Regions from separate parts of the Homo sapiens genome. Here region 1 is linked to region 2. Evidence: read pairs that join two places in POLR2A ChIA-PET (ENCODE). Cell type or tissue: Panc1. All regions are shown on one strand.

The links. Peaks named below come from ENCODE experiments on the same cell type or tissue, not always from the same donor. Only the 100,000 strongest peaks of a DNase experiment are listed, where the experiment ranks them.
Region 1: POLR2A ChIA-PET joins it to region 2 with 8 read pairs; 2 of 35 experiments call an interaction of 5 or more read pairs at or near these places.

Annotation. Positions count from the first base shown.
Region 1 is chr22:39,041,839-39,044,338 of GRCh38, reverse strand. It overlaps APOBEC3F (apolipoprotein B mRNA editing enzyme catalytic subunit 3F), which reads right to left. Exons shown (of 7, transcript NM_145298.6): 2 at 1,249-1,402. Among named protein-coding and RNA genes, the nearest start is that of APOBEC3F, 2.2 kb to the right of the region's middle. RefSeq lists a silencer at 699-929 and an enhancer at 1,776-2,500. In Panc1, no CTCF peak of the experiment used is centred here; no DNase peak of the experiment used is centred here.
Region 2 is chr22:38,877,628-38,880,127 of GRCh38, reverse strand. No RefSeq gene overlaps it. Among named protein-coding and RNA genes, the nearest start is that of CBX6, 6.7 kb to the right of the region's middle. In Panc1, no CTCF peak of the experiment used is centred here; no DNase peak of the experiment used is centred here.

The sequences.
Region 1 (2,500 bases), 160 kb before region 2:
AGCTTCCCTTCGTTTGGAAGTTTTCCCAGCCCTGTTCAGAGCCTCATGCGTGAATTCTGGCATCCATTCTCCCAGGCATCCATTCACCAGGCATCCTCAGCCCCTGCTGTGGCCTGGCCCTCTAGGGTCTGCCTTGTTCCCTGCCTGCGGTCAGCTGGGGAGGCCACTGGACCTGCGCTGTCCCATGTGGTGGGGCGCACTGGCCAAAGGGGCTACTGAGCACTTGAAATGGGGCTCTGATGAAAGACCTGGGCACCTGAAAAATACACCATACACCGCTCATTTATCTTTTTTTGTTTTTTGTTTTTGTTTTGAGACGTAGTTTCACTCTTGTTGCCCAGGCTGGAGTGCAATGATGCAATCTCGGCTCACTACAACCTCTGCCTCATGGGTTCAAGCGGTTCTCCTGCCTCAGCCTCCCAAGTAGCTGGGATTACAGGCGACTGCCACCACACCGGGCTAATTTTTTTTTTGTATTTTTAGTAGAGACGGGATTTCACCATGTTGGCCAAGCTGGTTTTCAAACATCTAACCTCAGGTGATCCACCCACCTCGGCCTCCCAAAGTGCTGGGATTACAGGCGCGAGCCACCCACCAAGCGTGGCCTACACAGCTCATTTCAAAGACTCAGTGTGACAAAAAGAAACTTCATTATCTTGTCAAGAATTTTATGTTAATTAATGTTGAAGTAATATGTTAGCCACATTGGATTAATTAAATATTAAAATTAGGCCGGCGCTGTGGCTCACACCTGTAATCCCAACACTTTGGGAGGCCGAGGCAGGTGGATCACCTGAGGTCAGAAGTTCGAGACCAGCCTGGTGAATATGGTAAAATCCTGTCTCTACTAAAAATACAAAAAAAAAAAAAATTAGCTGGGCGTGGTGGTGGGCACCTGTAATCCCAGCTACTCGGGAGTCTTAGGCGACAGCATCGCTTGAACCCAGGAGGCAGAGGTTGCTGTGAGCCGAGATCGCGTCATTGCACTCCAGCCTGAGCAACAAGAGTGAAACTCTGTCTCAAAAAAAAAAAAAAAAAAACACAAGGCCTTTTGTGCAAAGGCAAACCCCCTCCACGATCCGATCCCAGGACGGTCCAGCAGGAAGGTCAGGGCCACGGACTTGGAAAGTGTGGGAGAGAAGGACACACTGGATAGCCCGCCGCCGGGCACTTCACTTATCAGTGCGTGGTTTGCTTTCCCAGCTGGCTTAGCTCCTGCCTGCAAAGTGATTGAAGTCCGGGTGGTACCTGGCCTCGAAAGATCTTTGCGTCCAAACGGGGCCTTGAGGGACCCTTTGTTTTCACTTCGTAGCACAGCCAGACGGTATTCCGACGAGAAAGGATGGGTCTATTATAAAAGTTGTAGGAGAATGTGTCTCGATACATTCGCTCCACTGTGTTTCTGAAGACACAAGAGAGAAACCAGCCAATGTAGAGAGCGCTCCCGGGAGCCCTCAGGGCTGATGTCCACTAAACACAGCCCCCTGCATGGCTCTGGGCCTCCCCAACCCCTCCACAGCCCTGAGAATTTTTGCTTCCTTCCCAGGCAGGAAGACCGGGGAGAGAGCAAGAAAAGGGGATGCTGGCATGGGCAGCAGGGGCAGGCTGACCTCTTCCAGCTCAGGGTCCAGCTCTGGTCGTTCCAGGAGTACATTCCCCACCTTCCCAGTATTTCTCCCACCCATTCTCCAACGCATTAGTAAAATGCAAAAGAGAACAAAGTTCTTGGCTGGACATTATGGCTCATGCCTGTAATCCCAGCACTTTGGGAGGCCGAGGTAGGCCCATCACTTGAGGTCAGGAGTTTGAGACCAGTCTCACCAACATGGTGAAACCCAGTCTCTACTAAAAATATAAAAATTAGCCAAGCGTGGTAGTGGGTGCCTGTAATCCCAGCCACTGTGGAGGCTGAGGCAGGAGAATCGCTTGAACCTGGGAGGCGGAGGTTGTAGTGAGCCGAGATCGTGCCACTGCACTCCAGCCTGGGCTACAAGAGCGAAACTCCATCTCAAAAAAAAAAAAAAAAAAGAGAGAGAGAATAAAACTATTCACCCCAAAATAATAGATTTTAACCTTTCAGCCAGTTCCTTCTGACATTTCACCTCTGTATATTACTATTGTTAAATCATGGTAGAACCGAATTCTGAGGCCCAGGCCACTCTTCTAAGTGCTGCGCGGATGTGAGCTCATGTGAGGCTGCCCTAGGCCCGCACGGGCCATTCCCATCTTACAGAGGAGGTGCCAGAGGCGCAGAGAGATGGGGTAACCTGCCCAGGCCACAGAGCTGGGGACGGATGGGGCTGGGGCCTCTTACCAGACCAGCCCTGTCCAGTCTCTGTGTCACCAGCCTTGCAGGAGGGAGCCATTGGGGACCAGACTCTCTTCTTACTAAATTTTAAAATAATAGCATTTCTCCTGATCATTGAGTTTTTTTCCCATATATTCCATGTTTTTTGTTTTTGTTTTTTTTTCTTTTGAGACGAAATTTGGCTCTTGTTGC
Region 2 (2,500 bases):
TTAAACAAACCATTCCTATAACGCCAGATAGTGTTAAGGACCAGGGGAAAAAATAGACATTGTAACCAAAAAGTGTCTGAGACAGGCCTCGATCAATTGAGAAGCTTATATTGCCAAGGTCAAGGACATGTCCGGAAGATAGTGAATTCGGGTCCTGAGTTTTTATTTTTCTTTCTCATCTATGGGGAGAGAGGGTGGTGGGTAGGAGTTGGGGCTCCTTTACATAAGGTCATCAGAGGAAATCTTTTTGAAGAGGTAACATCTGAGCAGAGATTGAAAGAACTGAAGAAGCCACCGTGCCACCCCTGGGAGAAGATGGGACTGTTCTAGGTAGAGGGAACAGCAAGGATCAAGGGCCTGGGGTGGGAGCAGCTTGGAGTTTGCAGAGCCTATAAAGTACCATACTCAGCTGCTGTGTCTCATCCCTCCGCAGTAACATCTGTTCCCTGCTCGGATCCCCAGGGGTCCCTGTTCTATGTCCCCCCAAGCCCACCCATGTGCCTTTCCTCCAGCAGCCAGCATCTATAGCTCTCCTTCCAAAGGCCATCCCCAGGGTACTGAAGCCACTTTGCAGACAGAGGCAGAAAGCAGCACGTGTCTGGGGGATCAACATTCCCCCCACCTAATACCCTTGCCCTGCAGCCTGTAACCAGGGTCTGGTGGGTGGGGGAAAATATTGAGGAATAACTTACTCTCCAGATCCCTTGAGGCGTGAGGCTGGGGCCACTCACTGCAGGACTTTAGCTCGACACCTTACTCTCTGCTTGCTTCCTTCCCTTTCCTATCTTGCTTCACTCATTCCCTTAGCAATCTCCCCTGGGAGCACTTCCTTAATAAGTCACTTACATGTGACTAAGACAATCACATAAGGGGTTGAGTTGCAGCAGTGTGCAGTGTATAGTGATAAAGACATCTGCAGAAAATCATTTTACATTTTCTAAATGATGGAGACAAGTGCAGAGTTGACTCTGTGTTGAGTTAAATGTCCAGATGATGCCACACCCTCCACATTCTAACTCACACCCCAGCCCTCCAGGACCTCAAATCAGGGACAGAATGAAGGCCTGTGGCCTGTGGTCCCAAGCTCAAGGCACTGACTTCTGGCATCAGGGAGGGGATAGTCCATTCTGGAAAGTGGACTTGGATAGATCTTCAATGGGATTGGAGCTAAAGTACTCTTTCCCAATTCTGACACTGTCCACAGCCTTAAGAGACTCTGTGCCTCAACCATGCCAGGCTGACAGTCGAAGCCTGGGACAAAGCTACCTCCTCCCATCCCTGAGTCCCTCCTTGCCCCAGGTGCAGACAAACTCTGTTTGGCAAAGGCCTCACTCCCCATCCCTGCAAAGCCCAGTTCAGCACCTTCATTCCTTGATTTGTCCCACAGATATTTATGAGGCACCCACATGTGTCTGATGCTAGGGACATGGAGGCATAGCCCATGAGTCCCAACCACACCCAACTGGTAGAAGTCACAAAGGTAAGATGCCCAGAATTCTGCAGGTGCCTTTGTGAAAGGAGTGTCTGGCCCCAGGGATCCCATCAGCTTTAAGCATGAGCTGTGTCCCAACTAGGGACCCTTGAGGTAAATTATTACAATAATAGCTCTGCGTTCCCTTTTCAGTGTGACCCTGCCACTCCTCCCATCCAGGCATGGAGTCTCTTTCCCTGTTCCTGAATCTGGACTGGCCTGATATATTAGTTTGCTATGCTCTATCACTGATTGCTTAAAGCAATACCCCTTTATCATTTCAGTTTCTGTGGGTCAGAAGTCCAGGCACAGCTTAACTGAAGTCTCTGCTCAGGGTCTCACAGGCTGCAATCCAGGTGTCAGCTGGCGCCACATCCCCATCTGAAAACTCAGAGTTCTCCTCCAAGCTCAGTGGCTAGTCACAGAATTCAGATCCTTGTGATTGTAGGACTGAGGTCCTCAGCTCCTGGAAACCACCCACCACCGTTCCTGCCACATGGCCCTCTCCACAACATGGCATCTTGCCTCTTCAAGGTCAACAGGAGCGCAATTCCACTGCTTCCAACCTTTCCTCTTGGGAGAGGCTTGGATTGTCTTTCAAAGAGCTCGCCTGATTAGGTCAGACCAAGATAAACTCCCTTTTGAATAAGTCAAAGTCAACTTAAAGGACCTTAATTATGTCTACAAAACCTTGTTTGTTTGTTTTTGAGACAGAGTGTTGCTCTGTTGCCCAGGCTGGAGTGCAGTGGCACAATCTTGGCTCACTGCAACCTCCGTCTCCCAGGTTCAAGTGATTCTCCTGCCTCAGCTTCCCCAGTAGCTGGGATTACAGGTGTCCACTACCACGCCCAGTTAATTTTTGTATTTTTAGTAGAGATGGGGTTTCATCATATCGGCCAGGCTGGTCTCAAACTCCCGACCTCAGGTGATCTACCCACCTCGGCCTCCCAAAGTGCTGGAATTACAGGCAGGAACCACCACACCCGGCCTGTTTTTTCAATATAACCTAATCATGGGAGCAAAATCCCA